2 separate regions of the Homo sapiens genome follow, and region 2 is linked to region 1. The links are chromatin loops, found by intact Hi-C in ENCODE. Cell type or tissue: GM12878. All regions are shown on one strand. Each heading gives the region's core, and the rest is flanking DNA. Links, peaks and the distances in the headings are about the cores only.

What was found. Hi-C counts contacts between places; a loop is a spot of excess contacts. Peaks named below come from ENCODE experiments on the same cell type or tissue, not always from the same donor. Only the 100,000 strongest peaks of a DNase experiment are listed, where the experiment ranks them.
Region 2: a loop joins it to region 1, with 10 times the contacts of the local background. A loop is called at or near these places in 1 of 110 quality-filtered maps.

What each region holds. Positions count from the first base shown.
Region 1 is chr15:60,717,794-60,723,176 of GRCh38, reverse strand. The region is part of intron 1 of RORA (RAR related orphan receptor A); the gene reads left to right. Among named protein-coding and RNA genes, the nearest start is that of RORA-AS2, 39 kb to the right of the region's middle. RefSeq lists enhancers at 1,818-1,927, 1,958-2,047, 2,518-2,567, 2,608-2,657. In GM12878, for the core only: no CTCF peak of the experiment used is centred there; a DNase peak (open chromatin) is centred at 2,136; H3K4me3 peaks cover 1,436 bases; H3K27ac peaks cover 2,240 bases.
Region 2 is chr15:60,633,195-60,638,577 of GRCh38, reverse strand. All of the region lies in intron 2 of RORA (RAR related orphan receptor A), which reads left to right. LOC105370846 (a long non-coding RNA gene) reads right to left here. Exons shown (of 5, transcript XR_007064663.1): 2 at 3,654-3,728; 3 at 306-417. Among named protein-coding and RNA genes, the nearest start is that of RORA-AS2, 46 kb to the left of the region's middle. RefSeq lists enhancers at 3,650-3,699, 2,915-3,728. In GM12878, for the core only: no CTCF peak of the experiment used is centred there; DNase peaks (open chromatin) are centred at 2,617 and 3,554; H3K27ac peaks cover 1,476 bases.

The DNA.
Region 1 (5,383 bases), core at 159-5,158:
AATATCTTTCTTGGATAAGGAGTCCCTATGTATCATTTAAATAATACATAAAATTCTTATGTATTTTTATAATTATTGAAAATAAGTGAAGTTCAACTGTCTGCACACCCTTGAAAATCTCAGCAGCCTAAGGACAGATCATCCAGAGAGCTGGGGTTTCTTGCAAGCTAGTTTTTTTCTATCTTTGCAGAGATCTGGTAAGAAGTTAAACTCAAGGGTCAGTGGCAACATGCTCACCTGCAGGATTACTTTGGCTGCCTGACTCACTGCACCCTGACCACTTCTCTGGGAAATAGACTTGGTGTTTGTGAGACGTGGAGAGGGAAGGATGAGAAATGGGAAGGAGGGTCTTCACATCTTGTGTTAGAAATGTTCATCAGAATGACAGGGTCTCCACTGGCCAAGGTTGTGGTCCTCCTTTCCAGTATTTTTCTTGGATGACTACAGGACAAGACTGGCCAGGAATAAGCAGAGTCCAGCCTTGTTTGTGAGATCTGGCACGGAGCACAGATCAGGGCAACAAGAAAGCAAGTCCAGGGAAGTCAGCTGAACCAGAGAAGAGCAGGTGGACATGATGTCCTTAGGTGGGACTCTTGATTGTTCTGAAAGACAGCTTTCTGCTGGTGTCAGCAGCCTGTTGCATGTGGGTGATCCACGTCCCTCAGGGGCTAATCAGAGCCAGAGGAAGGTCAGAGAGCTGCACGTAAGTCCTCTACACAAATAAGGCAGAACAGAAACACTCTGTTTATTTGTACATATGTAAAGATAAAAGTTCTAAGAAATAGTGCAGTGAGTGATGGGGGAAGGGTGCTGCTATTTTAGCTGCACCTTAATTTGTGGGGTTATCTTTGTGATTTTATTTCCTCTTCAGTTTCACTCACTGGAACACAAGCTCAGTTCTTTAATGACATATAGAGAATTTTATGTACTTATGTGAATGATGTACCATATGTTGACAACACATGGAAGTCTTCTTGAAATTCAGAACATAAGAAAATAAATAACAAACTGAAAGGGAAGAGAATGGAGTTAAGGGAGAAAAGGGCAGGAATCAATAATGATAATGTGAACTGATGTTATTTCTTTGATAGGTTTTCAGTAGAAAAGGTATTGGTATAGTTTCAGTAATTGTGATCATTTAGACTCTGGCTGGGCTAAATCTGTGACAAAATGATTTGCTAAGCAAATGAATACAGGCATAGTTTGTTTAAACAATTGATGTGTTTCTAAAGGGTTGGTTGCACGCCGTCTAGGGCGAGTCCTTGAGTAAAATGAGTCACCATCCAGTAAGGAATGGCCCTGAAAGAGACAGACTTGGTCTGAGGAGCAGGCACCTCTTACTAGAGATGACCCTCTGCAGAAATAATCTTTGCTCAAATTGCAAAGTGTTTTACTTTTTGTTTTCATAAAGAAGACTGAGCCCTGATTTTATCTGTTTTAGAAAAGCTCCATATATAAATGTTTCCTATATCTGGTTTGTGCAAAATAGCCTTGTGTATTGAAGGTGTAAATAAGTTTTCCAGCCATTATTTTTTCTTACTAGAAGAGAAACTTGTTTACTAGCAGTTAAGAAATAGCTATTTACCAAGTTCTTTGAGGGTACCCAGGTCTGCCTGCCCCACGGCACTTCATACTGTGAATTCCACATAGCAGTACTCAACAAATCTGGTCTGTATGAGTAAATAAATATATACTTAAATAATGTGCATGAGAAAACATAAATAAGAATATTATTGTAATGGAAGCCCAGCCTTGGTCTCCTCAGGGAGGTGCTTGGCTATTGTGGTTTCAATTTCCTCTTATCTATTTGTGACTTAGAACATACACTAGGCAAATTTATTTGTCTAGCTCTTGAGACCATGTGTAAAATAACAAAACTGTTTTCTGATCACTCTGATTTTTTGTTAATTTGGACTGCTCTCCCCGCCCGGCAATTGGTGCAGCTTAATGAGGTCATTTTTGTGGATCCACCGATCTCTCTGCGAGATGTTTAGTCAAAGAACCCACGGCCTCTGTTTCTCTCTTCTGCCCCTGACTCATTCCATGACCTTTAAAACGAAGGCATCGTTACCCCAGGAAAGGAGGTTGTATTGATTGCACTTGAGAACTGAGGTTTCTGTGTTTCTCTGTTTGTTTGATTGATGGTGGATGATGCAGGGAAAACAGTGTGCGGGGAGACTCTCAGGTGTGGGGGCAGGAAGTAGTAAGTTCGAGAGTACCACAAAGTTCTCCAGGCTGAACCGAGAGCTGGCTGGGGGTTTTGGTTACATTGTGCTTGAAAGCCCTAGGAAGCCCCCAGTCGAAATATGGCAAATTCAAATGCAAGGAAAGCTGAAGAAGTCATACCCACAAACTCTGGGAAATTACAGCCGCCCGTTATTAGTCATTCTTACGGGCAATAGAGAGTGTTGTTTTAAAAAATTCAAATCTGGTGCTATGAACAAAGACCTGTTCTTTCCTGGACCAGATAATCACTGCCAGGATCGATTCGAGAAATTAATAGGAGGCCTTGTCCTGTGCTGCCGGCAACTTTGTTTCTTGTCAAGTGCAGCCCTGCACACAGGTGTCCCTAAGTTCCTGGGGAACCATCAGCACCCAGAATACCACAACACGTCCTTATTTACACACAAATACTGAGTTCCTGAGGCAAGAGGGAAGGGCGTGACCATGAATGGAAGTAGCCACCAATGAGGATGGTTAAATGTACCCTTGATAAAAGGTGACTGGGTTCGTTCCAGTATTTTTATTGGACAGTCTGGGTTTTTCAATGGTTAACTTAGATTATGTTAGCTATCGTCTGCCTCTTTCTGCTCGCATTAAACTTTACAACCCAAATAGGACTCTCGCATGCCGTCTTGCCGTCAGGGCGAGGACTACATCTTGTGGGGTGAATGGAGGCATCAGGCTAGCTCCCGTATCACAGCCCATGTATTCAGGTGTGTTAGGCCTTAAGGGACTCAAGAGACCTTCATGGGTGTGAGATGCTGATCCTATGTCACAGAAGAAGCACCTAGGGCAGGTCATGGCCTAGTGTTTACAGTAACACACAGCAGTATGAGAAACTCGATTTTAGGCTCCTGCTTCCTGTTTAGTGCTTCTTCCGTCTTCAAAATGCCGCCTCTTTCTATTTTATGACAAAGACTGGAAAAGGAACAATAAAGGCTGGGAGGTGGGGCTTTGTAGACTTGAAATACCTCTCTAGCCAGGTGGTATATTTTGCATTGCTGAAAGGCAACACTGCAATGTAGCTACGCCCCGTATATTTAGAGCAAGCTAGCTTCTTCTGAAGCACACAACATGTTTACCTGTGAACCTCCACCCCCATCCCAAAATCAATTTTTCCGGTACCCAAGCACCTCCACCAACCCTTGAAGTAGGAGTCTGCAAGGTGAATTTCCTAACAAGCTGACTTTTCAAAGGTTTTTCAGCTCTCAAAAACATGAAAGCTGTGTTTAAAAATTTAAGGGTCTGATATGTACCAGTTCTGTGGAGCAGCAGCAGGACGTAGCTTTTTGCAGTGCCATGATTCCCCAAACCCCAACTCTTTAAATTAAGATGTTTATGACAGCTGCTTGTGCTTAAAGGAATGCACATAAGATTGGCCATTAATTACTGCTCTCGGGTTTTTGCACCTATTCTCTGCATTTCACGGCAAGAGTCAGTATTGTTGTGTAAACTATTTTTAGTGCTTTTTAAGAAACCCTATATTTTGTGGTTTTGGATTTTTAATCTTTTATTGTGAAAATTTCCAAAAATACTCAAGTTGAGAGAAAGTGCAGTGCTCCAGTGAACCCATCATTCAGCTTCAATGACCATCAACATTTTACCATCGTTGTTTCACTTACCCCTCCTGCTAACACACACACACACATTTTTTTATTTTGCCGAAGTATTTTAATGAAAATCTCAGACATCATGTCATCTCAACACTAAATACTTCACTGTATATATTTTTAAATATGTTTATATAACTATAATGCCATGATCAAACCAAAAGAAAATTAATAATTCTTTAATGTTATATAATATTGAGTCCATATTCAAATTTACAGTTGATTTGATCAAGTAAAGACCCAAACAGTTTTCATCAGGCCTTTTGCATCTTTAACTAGAAATGCCACACACACACACACCCCCCCCACACACACACACAAAGCTGATTGATTATCTTTTTAAAGAGCTCAAGGCCAGTCCTTGAACTCTGACCTCTACACCTCACTTTCAGAACGGCACGGGAGCCTGTACTAACCAGAAACTTTGCCTAGGTAGTAATACAGAGCTCTGTGTCAATTGTGGAAATCCTTCACCTTTTAGAATTATTTTCTTGTGGTAAATATTTGTACAATTCCTTTTGATTTTCATCAGTGAAAGGCACAGGGTCTTGATGTGCCTTTGAGAGATCCTTTTCCACATATTAATGACTTCCTCATCTGCTTCCTGCCAAGTTTTGTACTTTGGGTTAGAAAGAGGTCAAGACATGGATGGTTAGATGAATTCCTTGTTACCCGAGCTTTGTGTATTAATTTCTCACTACTCCACTCTGGCTCTAGTTAGTCTTTTAAAGTCAGTTTGCAACATGGTGACAATTTTGACAGGAAAGTCAAATTTAGCTAACAACCGTTATTCAATCGAATGTGATTAAACCACAGACGGATACCTTTCATTCATTTAGCCAGAAAACCTTCTTATAGAGTGTTTTTTCTATTCAATTTGTAAATCTAACGTTTTTTCATTTACCGGACTCATTTTTAAAAGTGAGGAGTGACCATTTTCTAAGTGAATGTCTTTAACTCTCTGCTGTCACCTTCACTTTGAATTCCCCAACAAGAAAACCACCTTTAGAATGTTGGCAGGTGTGGTGTTTGCTTCTGAATGCAGCATCAGGGATGAGATGGGAAACTTGAGCATTCTAGCACGATCCTTCTACCAGTAACTGATGAACTTAGAAGAATAAAAACTCTGCCCAGTGATGTCCAGACCATCATTTCTTTTGCCTATATGTTGAACTAATTTTATTATGCCAACTGTACCATAGTGACATAACTTTGCTGTTACGAAGGTCCTATCCGTAGAACACCAAATCTTAGAATGAAAATGCAATGTGCCTGTAATCCCAGTGCGAGGCCAAGGTGGGTGGATCACTTGAGGTCGGGAGTTCGAGACTAGCCTGGCCAACATGGTGAAACCCTGTCTCTACTAAAAATACAAAAATTAGCTGGCATGGTGCTGCATGCCTGTAATTCCAGCTACTCAGGAGGCTGAGGCAGGACAATCGCTTGAACCCTGAGGGTGGAGGTTGCAGTGAGCAGAGTTCACATCTTTGCATTCCAGCCTGGGTGACAGAACAAGACAATGTCTCAAAAAAAAAAAAAAAAAAAAAGAG
Region 2 (5,383 bases), core at 67-5,066, 85 kb after region 1:
CCTCTTCTAATGAGATGAGTTTTAGTGTTTCTGTGTCTATTAAGGTAAGAGGTGAAGAAATAGAAAATCCACTTTTTGTAACTTTGCACTTCTTGGGACTAATGCTTCCAGTACTGGGTTCTAGATGTTAATTAACAGGCCATTATTAAGAAAAAAAGCTTTTATACCATTTGACAAAAAAAAAAAAAAAAGAAAAGAAAATACAGTTAAATAAGGACAAGAAAAAAATCACCTATAACCCCATCACCTTAAGCTATCCACTGTTAACAAGCCTTAAAAAGAAAACAAAATTATTTGGCACACACCTTGTAGAACCCCACCAGGACTGTCGTAATTCAGGCCTTCTCTCATTTTTTATTTTGTGACAGTTTCTGGCAATTTTCTACAGATAGATGGGTTGATATCTTTACTCGTGCCCTAGAAGAGAGAGGATCTTTTTAACATTAAATGTCTCAATCTCCTCACTGGAAATTTTCTTTACTTAAGATGAACCAAAAGGTACCTAATTCTTCTTTATATTACTGTTTCTACAAATGTCAAGAAAGTCCTTTCTGATTTTCTGTGTCATAGCATGAACCCCACCCTTTATAGACACAAGAGCTAACACTGCATCGTTTTCACCTAAGACCTAAAACTTTAAAGGCAAAGATTCTCTTTCTCCAATAATTTTAGACAGCCTTCTGGTATGTCATCTTGGCCACCTTTTAAGTTGAAAGAAATAAGAATAGTTAAAAGAACTTTAGAAAAAAAAGAAAGAAAAAAAGAAAGAAAAGGACTAGGGATGGAGAAACTACTGATAAATGAATAGGCAAAGAGATCAGTAAAGTGCTGAAAGAAAACCCCAAAACATAATCTCGCATATGTAAAAAGAATCTTGCATATGTGTCAATAGAATACATATATAAGCTGTGGGGAAAAAGTAATAAATTGTGCATGATGATTTTTAGCTTATCAGAGAAAAATAAATTTTTTTCACGCCGTATAACAAATCCTAGATAAATTCAAGAAATATTTTTGAAAAATTAATTAAATAACGAGAATGTATTTCTGCATATTTATCTAGATACAGGCAGATTTTCTCTACTTTACAGTAATAGAAGAAATTACAGAATACAAAGTTCAATACATTGAAATATAGAGAAAAATAAAATTTTTGTATGTCAAAAAAGATCATAAACAATCAGCAAAAAGGACAAAAAGCAAACTGATAAGAAGATGTATTTTTTCAAATATTAAGGCACAAAATAAATAACCTTAATATATAATGTGTTTCATTAGTCTGTAAACAATTTTCAGCCTTACCAGTAAATACAAAGTATCAGAGGCCTAACAAGATAGCATGATTTTTAAATGACATTAATCAATTCAGTCAGTTTCAGAAAGACATTAATATACTGTGAATATAAATTGATACAGCTTTCTTGGCGATAGGTACTAAAGTCTTGAAAATGATGATACTCTTTGATTTGGTAATCCTACTTCCAGTAGATTATTCTAAGGAAATAATTTAAAAAGTAAAGATTAATGCACACAAAAACCATGTTTATTTAATACTATTTATAATGGCTAAAATTCTAAACACTCTGAATGTCCTTTATTAGGAAAATTATTAATAAATTATAATATAGTCATATGATGGCAAATTATACTGCCATTAAAATAATATTTAAAGAATTAATAAACACATGAGAAAATATTTTTGATTGAATAAAAAGTAGTATGTGAAATTCTGTGCACAGAATGATTTTAGTTGTGAAGATTTTTAAAAGCATACGAAAAAATAGAGAAAATACTGGCAAGAACCCTCCCTGGATGGTAGTGGTGGTTGCATTTGGCTAATAAGATAATATGATGCGGTGATATTTTGTAGGCTTCTTTTAACTTCTTTCTAAGTTTCAAATTTTCTACCAGGTATATATGTATTATTTTTAGAACCTTTTAAAAAATAAGAAAAATCAAACTACAAAAACAAAAAAGAGCCAATGGTAGGCATCCTTTTCCTTCAGAAATCTATGTCTTGTACTGGTTAGTAGGGATAATCAGATACTTCTAAGCCAAGAGTGGTACTATTACCTACTTTTATTCAAGTTCACTCCAGAGGGCAGATTGCTAGATGATTTTGGGGGGCGGGGATTCGCTATTAAAAGTAATTGCAAAAACCACAATTACTTTTGCATCAACCTAATACTTTCTCTTCTTGCCCTTTCTCAGGTTTTAGTTTCCTCTTCTCTTTTATTCCTTCCTCCCACATTTGATGCAAGTAAAAGCCAGGGGAATGTAAGCATCACATCCCTACCTCTTTCTAGGAATAGAAAGATGGGATTGTTTTCACCTGTCTTCCAAGCCTGGGTGGACAGACAGTAGATGAAGAACATCGGTTTCTTGTTCAGGAAAGGGAAGAAGTGGTTTCTGTGGGACATGGGTGAGCTTCTTTAGCTCTCATTCTTGTAGAACTAAGGTTTCTAGATACACACAGAACATTCTTCCTCAAGGAGTTCATTTGAGAATCACACAGAGAGACTATTTAACCTGAAGAGAGCTTTCGGCATTTTAAAAATGGCAAGTCTTACAGACTCCATAACCACTACCACTGCTACCACCACAACCACAGAGAGAGCCAGATCTGAAAATACAGGAACTGATCTGAAAATATAGGAACTGAAAATTCAGTCAGTCAAATTTGGAGTTGATTTGGGCAGAGGATAGGAGATGAACAGGCTGAGGATGTTTCTCCAGCCAAGACAAGAGTGCAGCATTTTTTTTAGTTGAAATTAAAAAGAAAATGCAGAGTGTACTTTGTCCCACTCATTTACCCTAACGATCTTCAGCGTGTCTCTGTTTCTAAGGAAGTGGAGGGCCCAAGTCTCTGATTCATTTCCGGAATGCCACATAGCACCCTTGGATGAAAGCTCCTCTATCCAAGACGACTTTGGAAACGCCTTTTAAAGTGTTCTTTCCCTTTACATCTTGGAGTTCCATTTTGATGGCAGAAAGTATATTTTAATCAATAGAGTCAAATGCAGTTAACATCTGAGTACACAGATTTTGAATATGTCTGGCAAGAAACACCTTAATAAAGATGACAACTTGACAACCTCCTACAATTTATTACATAATTAATTGTGGCTATTTTTTAAATATCTAGAACCCAGGAACCAGGAAACTCCAGCTTTTAAAATCAAATTATCTTTGCATTTAGTTCTCCCCCTTTCTCCCTTCTCCACATCAAAAAAATCTAATTTATTCCAAAACACAGAATTCAGCAATACACTACCATCACCCTAAGGTTTAACATTCTTCCTACTAAGAATAAGTTAAAACAGCACATTATCCTCAAATTTGGAGGTTAGGAAGAGAAATATATGGGAAGATATAACAGCTATCCTTAAATTGCAATTTGAGGGCCACCGTCATTTGCATTCTGCTTGCCCTGAGGCGGCACATCGATGTGCAGAGTCATGGTGGCGGCAGCCTGGCCTGGGTGACAGAAACCATTAAAGGGAAGCAGAGGGGCAGGCCGTGCTCCGTGGGTTTCATTAGCTTACTTCTTGTGTAGGAGGCAAAAGGTATCTGCAGGGCTCTGGGCTTGCTAACCAAACCGTTAATCGCTTAGAAACAGCAAGAAGTTCACTAGTGAGATGTTTATCACATACCTGGAACACGAGTTGACTTTCTGTGAGACATCATTCTGGAATGAAAGCCAAAATCTCTCTGCTATTCAGTTGAGGCTGAAAAAACAATCACATCAGAATTAGTAAGGCAAAAGACAAAGAGAGAGAAATGAAAACAAGCCAGTATTCAATGGGGCTAGGGGGAAAATTACCTGGGCTTCAGGAATTACAGGAGAGTTGGGGTTTTGAGAAGGTAAAAAAGTGGGCCAGGTGCGGTGGCTCAAGCTTGTAATCCCAGCACTTTGGAACGCCAAGGCAGGTGGATCACGAGCTCAAGAGATTGAGACCAGCCTGGCCAACATGGTGAAACCCTGTCTCTACTAAAAACACAAAAATTAGCCGGGCGTGGTGGCGGGCGCCTGTAGTCCCAGCTACTCCAGAGGCTGAGGCAGGAGAATCGCTTGAACCCGGGAGGGGGAGGTTGCAGTGAGCCGAGATTGTGTCTCAGTGCTCCAGCCTGGCAACAGAGCGAGACTCTGGCTCAAAAAAAAGAAAAAAAAAAAAAAAGTGGTAGCACTGCTTCTCTCAGAAAGACAAATGTCTGGAATACACAAGTGGCACTGAATGTCTCAGGTCACTGAGAGAGGCTGGACAGAGGACTGTGGGAAAGTGCAAGTACTAGGTGACTTTAAAGGACATCCCAAAAGTCCAGGTTGAAGTGATTTTTAATGAGAATGTGCATGCTGTGTATCTTTTTTACGTATTCTAAAAGTAATAGACAATTACAATTATTTTAAAACTCCATCATTACAGAAAAACATAATATTAAAAAGACCCCACCCAGAGATTATCACTGTGAAAAGCTGGGGGTATTCTTCATATTTCTAAAGAATATACTAACATATATTTTAGTCTGTACATGTATATTTAATTCTTTGCTTCAACAAGCCGTTGAAAAGGATACTCAGTTTGTAACTTCACAGCCATGTGAAGAAGAAAAGAATATTTAGGGATCATTGGTACATAATACCTTGCATCTCTCTGCAGCATATGAAATTGAGTTTCAACCCTATTTAAAGAAGGATTTCCCTGGTAAAAATACCTTTATATACATTTCTCAGGTTGGAGGAAGATAAAAGAAACTACATATGATATTTGGGCTGGGCAGTTTATTTTCATCATGGTTCCTTTTAATTACTCAGCAATTTCAGGCAATCATCCACTTTCACACCATAGTTTTCCCTTGTATACAATGGGAAGAGGGATAGAAAATCTGAACTTGGGGACTTGGTCTCTGAGCACTGCTACCAACTACACCTGCCTTTTGGCAAATACCCAACTCTTCTCAGCTGAGGTCACACATTCTGCCAGCTCTCAGGAACCAGGAGGCTCAATTACCTGTATTTTCAAAGACCTCTGAACTCTCTTAGGAAGGGGGCTATTTAAGTTCAGCGTCACATTATCCAGTTCCTGAAGCATTCATTTTATAGAGATAGGGAAGAAAAGTTCAGAGATTGAGCTGTGCTCCAAAGGAAGTTTGGAAAAACGTTTTCTATATATTATAAGTTAAAGAAATGCTTTGTGGTTTGAGAAAAATCACACTATGCTTCCACACAAATAATATACATCTCAGAAATAAAATGCTTAAATTAAATATTAATTTAAGATCATCAGAATTCGAACTGGCACACGTTCACCTTCTCCTTCCTTTACTGCAAGGTGCTCTGTGGTTATCTGCTACCAACACAAACCTGTGAAAAGTGCAGCATTGC